Linked DNA regions of Homo sapiens: region 2 is linked to region 1. A link is an interaction called in ENCODE POLR2A ChIA-PET data of the cell type or tissue named here. Cell type or tissue: HCT116. All regions are shown on one strand.

What was found. ChIA-PET counts read pairs that join two places held together with the same protein. Peaks named below come from ENCODE experiments on the same cell type or tissue, not always from the same donor. Only the 100,000 strongest peaks of a DNase experiment are listed, where the experiment ranks them.
Region 2: POLR2A ChIA-PET joins it to region 1 with 5 read pairs; 3 of 35 experiments call an interaction of 5 or more read pairs at or near these places.

What each region holds. Positions count from the first base shown.
Region 1 is chr10:28,212,278-28,220,277 of GRCh38, reverse strand. All of the region lies in intron 2 of MPP7 (MAGUK p55 scaffold protein 7), which reads left to right. Among named protein-coding and RNA genes, the nearest start is that of MIR8086, 73 kb to the left of the region's middle. In HCT116, no CTCF peak of the experiment used is centred here; DNase peaks (open chromatin) are centred at 857, 2,247, 4,157 and 5,873; H3K4me3 peaks cover 3,512 bases; H3K27ac peaks cover 8,000 bases.
Region 2 is chr10:27,729,994-27,737,993 of GRCh38, reverse strand. It overlaps MKX (mohawk homeobox), which reads left to right. Exons shown (of 7, transcript NM_173576.3): 4 at 2,620-2,773; 5 at 3,203-3,538. Among named protein-coding and RNA genes, the nearest start is that of MKX-AS1, 11 kb to the left of the region's middle. RefSeq lists an enhancer at 2,692-3,891. In HCT116, no CTCF peak of the experiment used is centred here; no DNase peak of the experiment used is centred here; H3K27ac peaks cover 435 bases.

The sequences.
Region 1 (8,000 bases):
CATCGTATTTATTTTGGTAGTAGAGAATACTTTGTGCAGAGCTACAGACTATTGACAGTTAATTACAAATTGGAACCTATTTAAAGCTTAGAGATGGCATGTACAAATGAAAGTTAGGTAAAGTTGTATGCATGTTCCCCTGTTAACTCACCCTGAATTTATGGACTTTAAGATAATTGTATAAAGTGTTATCAAGCAAGCTGCAATACTATAATTATTTAGATTGTTTTACATATTTACAAACTCAGCTGGCCCAATGCTTTAATAAGTTATTTGCAGTTGAGGGAAAGTGTGAGAAAGAGATTGCCTCTCTCAGGGTTGTGTTAGTATTTTAGTGTACTATAGGTAGTTTTGGAAATAAAACATACTTTAAATGGGAAAAATTGCAGCCTGTTATGAATGGCACCGAACAGTGCTGATTATTTTACCTTTGACAAAGTGGAAAATTTAAAGCTTGGTGTATCCTATTTTATTAATATAATAAAATTTTATAGTGTTGTTCTGGGCGTCGATATATGTTCTTTAGTGTTTATTAGCCCTAGGTTATAGTAAAACGTTTTGGTCCGATGCCTGACCATACTGCACAGAATGCAAATGTGAGAACTAAGACAAAAAACACGTAAATACATATTTGTTTTTCCCTCAAGTCTTTTTCCATATGACTTCTAGATATTTTGGTTGCTTATATGAGTATGATTGAACCCAGAGAACATCTTTTTTTATCATTTAACATAGGTTTATGGCTTCCCCAGACTTGTACTAATAATGAAGCTATGAGGGATATGACAAGAATGGTGATATTAAATTTCTCTAGACTAACAGTAAATTTTTCCGTTCTGATGTCAGGAATGTTGAGCATCTGGAATCTGCAAGCAGAGTGAATTGTTCGCTGCGGGAACACTTTCATCAAATTCTGAGCCATTTATTCTCTTAGGAACCACTACTGTCTTGTACAGAATATTATATTTTTACAGAAGCAGTTTTCTGGAATTGGAAAAATGTCTTTCCTTCTTGTGCTTCTGTATTTTTTAAATTTTTTCCCATTTTAGATATGTCATTGTTTTGAAATTTAGTGTCACATTTTAGCATTGAATTTATGTTTTTAGGTTTAAAAGCAATAAGTTATATTTGTTCAAATTCTGTGAGAAAGCAATAGGAAATAAGTTGTTCTAAACGAAATTCTCTTTATAGTTTGTATAGGTGGATCTATGCTCCGTACTTTGTCATCATTTTCCTTGTATTTTCAGAATATCTATGATATATAGTTAGATCAATAGATCTAGATACTTGTGCCTTGATTGTGGCATAGATGTATTTCTTGAAAAAGTGCTGTGGAGGTGGAGGGAAGGAAAGTGTGAAATTCTCTAGTTTCTCTAGTTTTGTTTCAAACATTTCTGAAATGAGGAATTGAGATTCTAATCGGCCCTAGGTCGTGCTGGGTATTTAAAATAAGTATCTGTTGGTGTAAGTTACATGTTTGTTTTATTTTTTAAAAAAAATTCTGGTGTTTTTAAATTTTGTTTTGGACAACAGAAACTTCTATTTTATTTAGTAATTTTTTACTTTGAATTAGGCTTTCCTGAATCTTGATTTTCTTTTTTTGGTTCCTTGTGTTTGGAGACTGTGATCGCATGGCAGTAGGTATCATTGCCTAGAATATGGCCTGGATGGTTTGATTAGAAAGCCTCCTATTAGGTCTTATAGTGTCTTCGTGGCCTGTGACTAACATATGTTTGAAAGTCAGTTATTTACTTTAAGGGAGATATTTCTGCCTCCGTTTAACATTAGTTAGCCAATCTTTTACCTGTCTGTCTCACCTGTTGTTGCTGAGACTAAACATGGAGCTGATAAAGCTGCATTTCTTTCTTCCACACACGATTTTGCTGCTCAAGTGTGCAGGATCACAGCTTGCCAAGTGCATAAATGGTTTTAGTGTCATATTGATCCTTTAATCTGAAGATTAATTCCTCTACGACTAAATCCCTTTGCTCTGTATTCTAGTTCTCCCCCAACCACCTCTCTACCACCGCTGCCCTACCCCCGACTCCTTTCCAGCGTCCGATTTTATTTATCACACTGCCTCAGTTGAACCATAGCCAATTCTCCACCGGCCTCTTTTGGCCTCCTCCCTACTGATCTGAAGTTAGCTATCACTGCTACTTTCAACTGTTATCTACTCATCACTTTGATCAGGCTCCTCAGTAACTTTCAGTTGCATTACACATCGTTATTTTCATTTAGGCGTAAAGTCTCCATGAGGAGCTATGAATCATCAACCCAATATGTGTTAGTAAATCAGAGCTCACATACTTTGCCTAATTCTCTTTAGGCGTTCTGAACCACAAGCATTTGGGTAAGTTGGAGGTTTTATTTTTTGCCTTGCTTTGATTGCTTTTGATGTAGTCCAGCTGGTGTATGCTTGCTTTATAGTTTTCCTGATGAAAAGACGGTTCTCTATTGTTTGACAAACATGACAACCCTGGTAATTTTCCCTTTTACAAAGCATGAGGACTTTATTCTCATCTTTTTAGGAAGAAAATATGTTTCCTGGCTTCTTTTTTCTTACTACTTCCTTTTCCCTTCCCCTGCCTCATCTTAGTAATTCAGAAGATAATTTCTATAATAAAGGTGGGTTTTGTGAAATGGTTCCTAGCAAATGGTAAAGCCTTTTTTTGTGACTTTTTTTGTTAAAAGTTCTTCCCTGATGCAGTTTTTCTTTTCTTTTCTTTTCTTTTCTTTTTTTTTTTTTTTGAGACAGAGTCTCACTCTGTCACCCTGGCTGGAGTGCAGTGGTGCGATCTCGGCTCACTGCAACCTCTGCCTCCCGGGTTCAAGCGATTCTCGTGCCTCAGCCTCCTGAGTAGCTGGGATTACAGACACACCAGTACACCCAGCTAATATTTGTGTTTTTAGTAGAGATAGGGTTTCACCATGTTGCCCAGGCTGGTCTGAAGATCCTGGGCTCAAGCAATCCACCTGCCTTGGCCTCCCAAAGTTCTGGGATTACAGGCATGAGCCACTGGGCCCAGACTAATTCAGTTTTTCTGACTTCTGAGTATGTTATATCCTTGTCTAAAGGATAGCCTTGTTGAGTTGCAAATTCTGTCAGCTTTTTCCTATATAATTAATATAGCCTTTGAAATGGAAGATAAAAGTGTATTAAAAACTTTAAAGCACTGAAACTATAAACAGGAACCTGCAAGCATGAGTTCTCTACATTTTTTTTCTGAATATCTTAATTACATCCAGAAATTTTAGAAAAATTGCTGGGAGAATTAATGTTAAAAGGCTCAAAATCAAGACTTTGAGTATTAAAAATACTTCTAGATGAATTATATTGCTGACTCTTTTTGCCACCATCTCTGAATGTAACCAGGATTTTCCAAGTTTTCGTTCTGCCAAAAAAAAAAATGAGGATAACAATGCTTAATACTAACAACATTGACCCTATATCTAATGAACTGTTTTGTGCTGTCACTTCAAGAGTTAGGGACCCAGAGATCCAGACAGATCGAATAATTTGAATGCACATTTGTTGTCAGCAGGTCTGTTCTGAGTAATAATTGTTTCAATAAGCCCACATCTGTATGCCATAGCTGGTCATCTCCAGTGTGTGTGTTTATTATGTCTAACACTGGTAGTCTGGAGGAAAGTGCAAATTATTTCTAATTACCTCAATAAAGGGATTAATATTATTTTTCTGTATCACTTGAAACATTGTCTAAAATGACTCTGCAACTATTTCAGTGTGGTTAGTGTTAATGACAAATGATTGGTTCCCTGGAGTCTCAGTTTGGATTTTGATATAGAATGTGCACTGGTGTACAGTTTACATCAGCCAATATTGTCAGTATATTGTTAATAGATACATACTATTGATATCACCAAAATTATAGTTGTCTCTTGCAAATATATGTTGCATTATCTTTATATTGAAAGTTGTTTTTAAATTTTAATTTTTTGAGACAAGGTGTCACTGTGTCGCCCAGCCTGGAGTGCAGTGGCACCACCTTGACTCACTGCAGCCTCAAATCCTGGGCTCAGGCAATCCTCCTTTTTTTTTTTAGAAACGGGGTCTTGCTATGTTGCTCAGGCTGGTCCCATACTCCTGGATTTAAGCAATCCTCCTGCCTCAGCCTCCCAGTGTTGGGTGTTGGGTTTACTGGGTGTGAGTCACTGTGCCTGGCCAAAGGTCAATTGGGGGAGGGTGCGGCAGGTGTGATCACATTTTTAAGTTCTCATCTCTCAGTTCACTCTACCCAATACATGGGGTCTGTTGTTGCCTGTCTTTATTGCCTATTGTGAAAGCTTTCTTTTCCCCTTAATGCATCCAGCAGGATAAACTTACATTTTGTCATCTGCCTCCTTAATGCTTGGACATACTTAATAAGTTTTAGCATTTAATTTGGAATTATTTTTATTTAAAAGATGCTTACATAAGTTGTTCAGCAAAGCAAGGCATCATTGTAAGCTTTACAAATAACTCATTTAACCCTTATAACAATTCTGTAAGGTTAGCATGACTATACCTGTTTTACACAATAAACAATGGATACACAGAGATGTTTACCAATATGCCCAGTTGCAGAGCTGGGATTTGTAATTATGTCGCATGGCTCTAGAGTCTAAGCATGAGCCTAGAGTCTAAGCATGCTACCCCAGGGCCTTTGTAAGTGCGGTTCTCTTTCTGTTCCTCACTTCAGCACCTCCAAGTTAATGTCTGTGCTTCCTTCAGATCCCAGCATAATTGTCGCTTCCTCGAGAACGCTGTCCCTGAGTTGTTCACATCTCTCTCTCTTATACTTTTCCTGGTGCAACAACCTCCTCTTGTATAGGGCTTTTCAGAGTTGTCACTTTGCATTTATTTTCATGATTATCGATATCTGGCTGCTACCCTACACTGGGGAAAAAACTTGTGTTTGCTTTTATTTTTTTTTTCCTCCCTTCTTTGTAACCGCCCAATGGGTTCCCTTGCCCACTGCCTAGACAGAACTGATTTATCAAGACAGGGGAATTGCAATGGAGAAAGAGTAATTCACACAGAGCTGGCTGTTCAGGAGACCGGAGTTTTATTATTATTCAAATCAATCTCCTGAGCACTGGGGAGCAGAGTTTTTAAAGATAATTTAAAGAAATTTGGGTAGGGGCTTGGGAAGTGAGAAGTGCTGATTGTTCAGGCTGGAGATGGAATAATAGGGGGTTGAAGTGAGGTTTTCTTGCTGTTTTCTGTTCCTGGGTGAGATGGCAGAACTGGTTGAGCCAGATTACCTGTCTGGGTGGTGTCAGCTGATCCATCGAGTGCAGGGTCTACAAAATATCTCAAGCACTGATCTTAGATTTTTCAATAGTGATGTTACCCCCAGGAGCCACGTGGAGAGGTTCAGACTCTTGGAACCAGAGGCTGCATGACCCCTACACTGTACTTTCTAATCTTGTAGCTAATTTGTTAGTACTGCAAGGTGGACTGGTCCCCAGGCAAGAAGGGGGTCTTTCTGGGAAAGGGCTATTATCAGTTTTGCTTCAGAGTCAAACCATGAACTGAATCCCTTCCCAAAGTTAGTTCAGCCTATGCCCAAGAACAAACAAGGACAGCTTAAAGGTTAGAAACAAGATGGAGTCGGTTAGGTCTGATTTCTTTCACTGTCATACTTTCCTCAGTTATACTTTTGCAAAGGCGGTTTCATCGTCACGGCATCTCCAGCCCTTCATAGTGCCTGGCACATAGATAGTAAGCACTCGGTGTTTGTGGGGTAGGGATGAGAAAGGCTCAAGAGGAGTTTTGAAGTGTGGAGGGGACTTGGGAGCTTGCCAGCTTCCGAAACACGCCTCTTGAAATGTTGGCAAGTGTGTTAAGTTAAACCTGTTAATGAAACTTTGATGTAAGCATGTTACCATGCTTCTTTCATCTTTCAGGTAGTTTCAGGGATCCTGAAGAATGGGAACATGACAGCAGTAGCAGTCATCAGGAAATTAATTATCTGGTGAATTGGTGTAAAGTTTCCTGGATACAGTTGTAATTTCAGGGTACAGCAAATAACAATTCACTGTGGCTGGAAAAGAATTTGAGGAGAAGTTGTAAACTATACTGCTGAAAACAAGGTTTACAGCAGATTATTACATAAAAATGCAATTTGGAAATTTATAAAACTGCTGTTTATCTTGTAAAAGCTCAAGCAGTGTAGAAATATATATGGCAAAAATGAAAGTAATTGTCTCCTGTTCCTTTTGGTTTTTCTTCCAGATTAAACATTGATAACAGTTAGATATGGATCCTACTATAGAAGGCTCTCGGCCACCTAGAGCTGTAATGAATGAGTGAATAAAGGTGAATTTCAGATCAAAGAGAATGCAAGCTTTCAATTTTCATATTGCCAACAATGTATACCAATTTATGACTTCCCTGGATCCTTCATTCCCTCTGGGAAACCCAGAGGCTCTGACCAACCTTCTCTCTCTCTCTCTCTCTCTTTTTTTTTTTTTTTTTTTGAGACAGAGTCTCACTCTGTTGCCCAGGTTGGAGTGCAATGGCATGATCTGGGCTCACTGCAGCCTCCACCTCCCAGGTTCAAGCAATTCTCCTGCCTCAGCCTCCTGAGTAGCTGGGGTTACAGGCATGTGCCACCACACCTGGCTAATTTTTTTTGTATTTTTACAACAGGGTTTCACCATGTTGGCCAGGCTGGTCTTGAACTCCTGACCTCTTGATCTGCCCGCCTTGGCCTCACAAAGTGCTGGGATTGCAGGCATGAGCCACCACAGCCAGCCCAACCTTCTCTTTTAAATGCAAACATTTTCTTCCATGTCCTCACTCTCAGCATGAAACCCTGTTTCCTAGTTTACTGAAAATAGCGAAACAATCTTCAGGGAATTATCACATGTTCCCTCAACCACATTTGCCCCACGTGGGGCATCTGCTGCCTGCCTTCCTCTGTGGGACCATAGAGGAGCTGCCCTCTTGGATTTAATCCACCTGCGCGCTTGACCCTGTTCCTTCACAACTACTGAATGACAGCTCCAGCTAAAACTTCTTTACCCCACTTCCCGTACAAGGATCAATTCTCTGTTGAACCAAGTCTTCAGAAGGCTATGGTGGGAGGATTGCTTGAGTTTAGGCGTTTGAGACCAGCCTGGGGCAACATCGAGACCCTGTCACTACAAAAAAAATTAAAAATTAGTCACATCTAGGGGAGCATGCCTATATTCTCAGCTACTCGGGAGGCTGAGGCAGGAGGATTACCTGAGCCTAGGAGGTCAAGGCTGCACTGAGCTCTGATCATGGCACTGCACTACAGCCTGAGTGGCAGAGCAAGACCCTATCTCTAGGAAAAAATCAAACCCAGCTCCTTCTAAGAGTTGTCTGTATTTGCTCTCTCCTCTGTCTTCCCATTTTTTAGTGCTCCTCATTCAGTCTTCTACATTGTCACTCTGCCAAAGGTAGTCAGTACCCTGCGCATTGCTAAATCCAACGCTTAGTTCTCAGTCCTCATTGTACTTGCTTATCAGTGGCGTTTACACAGTGGATGGTTCATTCTTCCTTGACACTCTCTTTCTAGGACGTGAGATTACAGCACTCGGAGTGGTTGCTGGTCCCTCCTCTCTTCTGCATCGCCTAACTTTGGAGACTTCAGGGCGCAGTCCCCTGCCTCCTCTTCTCTTCTGTGTCTACACTCATGCTCCTGGGGATCTCATTTTACCTCATGGCTTTAAGTACAAATCATGTGCCAGTGATTCCCAGGGATTAAGTTTTCAGTCCAGAGCAGTCTGGTGACCTGCTGACCCCATATTCAACTGCCCACTGCATCTCCACTGGTATCCAATCGACATTCCAAATTCAGTATGTCTAAGGCTGAACTTCCCCATTATAGGTGATGGCAACTTCAAAAACTGTTGGAGTTATGTTTGATTTTTTTTCCCCCATGTCCCTCATTCAGTCAGACAGAAATTCATATTAAGTTCTTCCTTGAAAATCCACCTGAACTTGTGTAGTTCTCACAACTTCC
Region 2 (8,000 bases), 480 kb after region 1:
AATCCCCTGTGACATTTAAATCATTTAAATGTTCCCCCATTTTTATCTGTTAGAAGGGTAGTGTATTACTTTTTTAAAAAATTAGAAGGCCATTGCATTTTCATTATAAGAAGAGTTTCATAAGAATTGGATTTTACACTGTACTATGTGTGGTTGCTGTGTGAAGATTTAAGGTTAGTTAAGATTTAAGGTTAGTCTGAATTATATCCCATTGAGTAAAGAAAGTTACAAAAATGTTTTGGAGTTGGATTCTAGTAAATATGAATGATCTAGGGGAAGTTGCAGGCTGTACTCTGTGTGTGAAAGGAGCAAAGAAGGACAAAAACACTCTTGCTGGAGACAGTACTGGTCAACAGAGGGAGGTTAGTACCTAGTATAAAGGAAATTAACATTGCTGTAGGGGAACTTGGGATGTATTCACCCATCTTAATTTTTAGAGCTAGCAAGGATATTAGGAACCATCAAATCCATTTTAGAGATGAAGGATTCAAAGTTCAGAAAAGTTGAATAATTTATCCAAATTCACACAGCATGTTTTTGGCAAATTCAGAACAGGAAGCCAGGCCCTCTTCCACTGTATGGTGATTATGGGATAACAGGACATTTATGAGGATTTGAAGAAGTGAAGTGACTAAATCAAAATGGTGCATCAATTCTTGAATTTGATGATACTTGCTAAGATCCATTTAAGAGAACAGAATGGAAGACAGGGAAGTTAGAAAGAGAAATGTTTTCAAATTCCCAGCTAGTAGTATGGCTGGATAAAGTAGTCGGATGAAGATTTTGGCAGTGAGTTGAAGAATCCAAGGGAGTTTGAGAAATTTCATGAAGAAAGGGATCAGGCTCCTTGTGCTTCCACAGCTAATGTTCACCAGTGTATCCCAGTTAATTATGTGTAGTTCTTTTCCGCTAGTCCTTCTGGGAGTGCAGAAGACAAAGCTTATTCATTCCTAGGACTTAACACCATGGCTAAAGTACAATAGTCACTCAATAATTTTGTTGTCTGTCTGTAGAGAATGGGAAGGACTGAGAATTTGAAGTCAGACTGAATCTTAGTAATAGTAACATAGCTTAGCAGGAAGAAGCATTGGTGAAGACTGACTTCTGAAATGCCACAGTGAGATAATATGTCATTGCATATAAATTTGAAAGGATAACTATCATTGCTTCAGGTACAAAGAAGACAATATTAACTATATTGAATATTAAATACATATGGGAAACCCACCGTGTGTTTACCCATGAGGACAGGGAGAAAAAGTATAATTTGAGATTTTTTTTTAAGTAGAATAATAAGGACTTGAGTAATGCACAAAAAATGTGTATTTATAGTATAAATCTAGAAAAAAAAAAGTAGAAATTTCCAGTGCAAACATTGCCACACAAACCATTATAGTAATCTGGCCTTTCTTCAAAGCCTAGCTTAAATTCCTCAGTTTGGTCATGTTCTGGACCAAACTGGCAGAAAGATTTAATTCTCTTCCCATGTTTCATTCTTTTAAAGGCAAGTATTGCCCTTTTGAGTTTCTAAAAATCTATGCACTGATGATAACCTGGTATTTTAGAAGAAATTTCAAGTATCAAATCCAGTAACATCTTTAAAAAAAAAAGAATGGAAGTAGCTTTTCTTTGTCTTGACATATTTCTTTCTTTGCCTTCACCTATTTGTCTAAGAAACATTTGACTTTTGGCTTAAAGTGAGGAGTTCTTTGGTTTATTTTCCCCCTCTTCACCCATGGTTCTACCTCTGTTTTGCTAACGCCTCTTTTGGAAGCGAACAGATCCCACTTTTTTCATCTCTAATGGTTTCCAAAGCTTGGCCCTTGACCCTGCTTTCACTCTCTCTACTCTTGCAACTTTGACTATTACCTCTGTGCCTTTTCCTCTTGAATTTGCTCATCCCCTCCCTTCAATCTCAGATACCACTTTTATTTTCTTACCAGACATGTCACCAGTATTAGCACCTCAAACTAGACATTGCCCAAGCCAAACACATCATTTTATCCTCAGAAAGTTTCATCTCCTTCCCCAAATGCACTACCCTTCTCTTGGTTCCACAGGTTTGATGACTCAAGGTCATCTTTAACTCTTCCCTCTTCTTCAACCCCTACAATTTCTGTGGAATTTCACTTCTATTTGTTCCTGTGTCCTCTTTATTGGGAATGCACTTCCCTTCCCTCTTGACCTGACCTATTCTGGACTTTCTTCAAAGGCTCACTTAACTTCCTCAAAAAGGCTGGAGTCATATATGAAAGTAACCCCTCTTTCCTTTGGACTCGTATCATTTTAATGTCTTGTATGCCATTCATCACATTCTTTCTTATACTAGTTATTTGTATACCCTCCTACTTCTCTTACTGGACTTTTCTCTTATTAAATTTTTTGATGTCAAGGCCTTTTCATTTTTCCTTATTCCACAAATACACTAAATGCTCAGTGTCTGTAGTAAGCAACATGTTTGTCAAATGAATGAATGGATGCGAATGTCCGGTATTCTTATGTCCTGAGAATATTTAATGATCAGAGGTGCTGAGAGAGGCTTAGCTCCTTTATGAGAAAATAATCGCACCATGGATAATGTTTTTAAGTTTTGTTAATTGAAAAATAATACTGTTTTAGGTGTCAAATTGGTTTGCTAATGCAAGACGTCGGCTTAAGAATACCGTTCGACAGCCAGATTTAAGCTGGGCTTTGAGAATAAAGTTATACAACAAGTATGTTCAAGGCAATGCTGAACGGCTTAGCGTAAGCAGTGATGACTCATGTTCTGAAGGTTTGTTAATATTTTTATTTTGCTTTCTTTGTTTTGCCTCTATTAGCAAGTTCACCATAATTGCTATTTTTAAGGTTGCTCTCACAAAATATGATGGTGCCTTAACGGTTCTTTTTTATTGCATGAAGTAACTTCATTTTTATAATACTATAAATGACCAAAGGAATGATGGCCATTTCCTCTTGTTTATAGATATACCATGTGTCAGAATAACATATTCAGTGAAATTCATTAAAATTAAAATACCATAAGCGAGAGATGACATAAATATTTGCTTTCATTGCCTAAAAATTGATCTTGACTATCAAAGATAATTTTATATACTTTAAATATATTTCCTTTATATATTTTTAAGGATTAAATATAAGAGTTGGGTGGCTGGGGGAAAGTATGCATACCACCCTACTTAGTGATACTGTTCCACTTTAGATGGAGAAAATCCTCCAAGAACCCACATGAACGAAGGGGGCTATAATACCCCAGTTCACCATCCTGTGATTAAAAGTGAGAATTCGGTCATCAAAGCGGGAGTGAGGCCAGAGTCACGGGCCAGTGAGGACTACGTGGCACCCCCCAAATACAAGAGCAGCTTGTTGAACCGTTACCTTAATGACTCTTTGAGACATGTCATGGCCACGAACACTACCATGATGGGAAAAACAAGGCAAAGAAACCACTCGGGATCTTTTAGCTCCAATGAATTTGAGGAAGAATTAGTGTCTCCATCGTCATCAGAAACTGAAGGCAACTTTGTCTATCGCACAGGTAAGTCCGTGCTTTCTGTAGTAATTCCTGCGATACCTGTTTAAAGCACAATTAAAACTGCATCAGAGGGATTTATTTTAACAGGTATAAAGACATCAGATTATTCACATATTGCCCATAATTCAGTTTTAAAGCTTTCGTTTTGTTTAGAATTGCCAATGGATACATTTGTTAGTAGATTATGGTCTTACTGAGAAATTTTCAGTTTTCATATTAAAGACAGGAAGTTTTATTCTTTTTATATTTTTTAATTTTAATTTTTTAATATTTTCATTTTGTTTTTATACAAAAATTAACTCAAGATGGAAGAATTTTCATTCTTTATAATAATTTTAATCTTCAGAATAACAATGTTTAGGGGGGTGTATACTGGCTTTTATGAATAATTTATAATAGAGGATAGTGCCGGATTGTGGCCAGTCCTGCAAATACTTTGTATTTTATCTTTTCTGTTAAATGCTTTGATTGCTAAATAGTGATGGTAAATGAAAACAAATTAATAGGGTGTCAAGCTTTTGTGAAAGAAAGGTATAGGTCTGGCTTCCATTGCTCTGGAAATTTTACTCTCATTCCTGAAAAGCATAAGCAGGGATGAAAAATAGCTTTTAAAATTTTACTTTCCTTCCAGAAATAAAGGATCGATTCCTACCTGTCCAAAACTTTCAGATGGAGTAGTAGGTTTGGTAAAAATTTCTATCTTGACTTCAGTTCCCAGAGAGGTTTGCTCTTAAGAAGTGTATGAGGTGACTTTGGAACAAGGAATATGCATGACCAACATCTGGTGTAGACAGAGTCTGGGTCCTGAAAATGTCAGCAAATGAGATTTAGAATATTAGAGCTGGAAATAACCTCAGAAAACATCTAGACCAGGCACATTACATCACAGATAAGAAAACCCAGACCAAGAACACATAGTAGGTACTCTCCTCCAGATCTCTGAATCTGCACAAGAGATAGGAAGAACATCACTACTATAATCACTATTATTATCCCTACTACTACCAATCATGTATAGAGTAGTTATGGTATACTAGGCCCTATGATATAAACTATACACATTTTACTACATCTTTTCTTCATAATATCAAGAAGCTTGGTCCATGAACAGTAGGGCTTTATTAAGAAATCTAAAGTTGCTCTGTTAATGTACCCTTTAGATCATTTCACCAGCAATCTGATTTTCAAACGTTTACAAATATATATGAGACAAATGATCTACAAAGATTCAGAGAAAATATCAATACATTTCTAAAGACTTAAATCAACCTCATTTTCTCTTTGCATCACCAACTCCAACAATAAAAACAAACTCCAAACACTCAAAATTACAGAAATTGTCTTGTAAATAATAATTGGGTCTAGGAAGAAGAAAAAATAAAAGAAAATTTGGCCAATAATGAAAATGAAGCTGGGCAAGGTGGCTCACAACTGTAATCCCAACACTTTGGGAGGCAGAGGCAAGAGGATTCCTTGAACCCAGGAGTTTGAGACAAGCCTGGGCAATATGGTGAGACCCCCATTGCTACAAATTTTTTTTTTAATTACCCATGCATGGTGGTGCATACCTGCAGTCCCATCTACTTGGGAGGCTGAGGTGGGAGGACCGCTTGAGCCCAGGAGATCAAGGCTGCAGTGAGCCGTGATCATGCCACTGCACACCAGCCTGAGGAACAGAGGGAGACCCTGTTGCAAAAGAAAATGAAGACACTACATATTAACATCTGACTGTTGTGACCAGAGAAGAGCTTGAAAGTAATTCAGAGTTTTATGAATGTTTATTTTTAGAGACAGGGAAAGAAATCACATTGTTCAAACAGATAATTGAAAAATAAAATAAAATAAAAAAAGGTCAAATGGGAAGCTGAAAAATAAATAAGAGTTGACTCTTTTAAAACAATAATAAATTAAACAAGCAAAAATCGACGCAAATTAAAATTGGAAATTACAAAGGAAAGAAACAACAATCAATAAACAGTTATTAAACAAAAAAGGTTTTAAAAAATTATGATGAAGTACTATGCACAGTTGTTTGGCAATATACTATATGTAAATGTGTATTTAAATAAATTGGCATTCTCCACACAAATTAAAAGTTCATAAACAAGAAAAGTTTTAAATGGCCAATAACTAGGGAAAAATTAAGATTTTTAGTCAATCCAATTCCCAAAACACATGACTTAATACATCCATTTCTTTTCAAACTTTGAAGAAGTAATTAATGCTCGTGTTTTATACATTTTTCTGGAACATATAAAAAGTATCAATTTTAAAAAAAATGTAAACGTTATCCTACTCTCAAATCAGATTAAGACTGCATAAAAGTCAAGATCTTTCTTTATAATACTGATACTATGAAAATACTTGAGAAATATTTATAATGTAATATTGAAAAACAATTCAAAATTGTGGAAACACTATAATACAGTTATGACAGTACAAATGTGCATAGGCAAATAAAAAAAAATGACAAATACATTAATTTTAATGAGACAGAGTAATTGGTAATCTTTTATTTTAAAATATTTTTCTTATAAAATTTTTAACATTGCCTGGTAAAAACATAGATTAGATGCCTACGCAATTTTCCCAGTGTGGTGAGTCTTCTGAAAATGCATGTTCTTTTCAAAAGTGACAAAATATAAAGCCAGAGTGAATAGCATGCCTGTAGAGTTGATTCTTTTCAAAGTTAAATATCTCGGTGGCTTGTTTTTATTAAAGCATTCCAAAGGCACTTGGTCCATAGTATGGACTATTCATTTGCCAAATTCTATTTTTAAATAAAAGCCTATTTTTTTTTTTTAGTTATGCAAGCAATGAGAAAGCAACCTAGACATGTAAACTTCTGGTTTTACATGCGTGTGCACCAACTTAAAAAGGGCAGACTAAATGATTTGTTTTTATGGTTGGAGAATTAAGAAAGGCTGGTGGCCTAAGACTGATCTGCTAGGTTTCAGGTCAAAACAATCAATGGCTGTCTTTGGTGGGAATTGAGTGACAGTGTTGCTGCAATCGTAGCTGGGTTACCAGGCATGTATAAATAGTAAAACAGGGGATTTCAAGAAATACTTTCTGAGCAACTGCTATGGTTTTCTCTGGCATATAACCTTCTTCTGAATTCTTTCAATTCCATCTGGTTATATCTTTCTTTCCTCACCTAAATAGAAATTTTCTAAGTCTGTATTAACACCCCCTCCCCCAGTGCTACAGTAGTACAAAGATTTTGAACTTTCAAATTTTTTAAAAGAACACTTTACAATTTATTTGTTTTTGTTACAATTTATTGCTGAGGAACTTTTCTTTTTTCCTTTTTTTTTTTTTTTTTGAGATGGAGTCTTGCTCTGTCGCTCAGGCTGGAGTGCAGTGGCACGATCTCGGTTCACTGCAACCTCCACCTCCCAAGTTCAAGCAATTCTCCTGCCTCAGCCTCCTGAGTAGTTGGGATTACAGGTGCGTGCCACCACATTGGGCTAATTTTTTGTATTTTTAGTAGAGACGGGGTTTCACCGTGTTAGCCAGGATGGTCTCGATCTCCTGACCTAGTGATCTGCCAGGCTCAGCCTCCCAAAGTGCTGGGATTACAGGCGTGAGCCACCGCGCCCGGCTGCCAAGGAACTTTATCCAATTATTCATCCATTTTTGTTAGAGTAGCTGTCTTGTGATGAGTTTTATTAAATATATGGAATCAAATAGCCAATTGAGGCCGGGCATGGTGACTCACACCTGTAATCCCTGCACTTTGGGAGGCCGAGGCAGGCAGATCACCTGAAATTAGGAGTTCGAGACCAGCCTGGCCAATATGGTGAAACACCGTCTCCACTAATAATACAAAAATTAGCTGAGCGTGGTGGGAGGCGCCTCTAATCCCAGCTACTCGGGAGGCTGAGGTACGAGAATCGCTTGAACCCAGGAGGCAGAGGTTGCAGTGAGCCGAGATTGTACCACTGCACTCCAGCCTGGGTGACAGAGTGAAATTGTGTCTCAAAAAAAAAAAAAAAAGCCAGTTGAAAGTTGGTGTGAGAAAGGATAATGTATCACTGAATTTTACTTCACTTATTTTTATTAAATTCTAGGGGGCAGAATCTTGTAGATTATAAAGTAGTAATCCTAATTGAAGATATTACTAGAAACATCAAAGCAAATGCAAACATATTTTTATTGATTTTACATAGACATTATTTCTCTGTAATCCACAGTCTTTGGCTTCATGCCAGGGTCATAGCAGGCTCTCACTACAAATGGGTTGAAACATTTTTGACAGCAGTAATTTTACCATTGCAATTGATCAGAGTTATTAAGGTCATTGCATCTAAATGTAATTAATACTCAAAGGAAATTTAGTCACTCAGTGTCATCTGTTGAATTAAGTCATCTAAATTAAAATTATAATTTGTTTTTATCATGTGAGCTTAGCGAATGGTAATTTTCAGATGTTTGACTGAGTGAATTTCCTTACAAACTGATG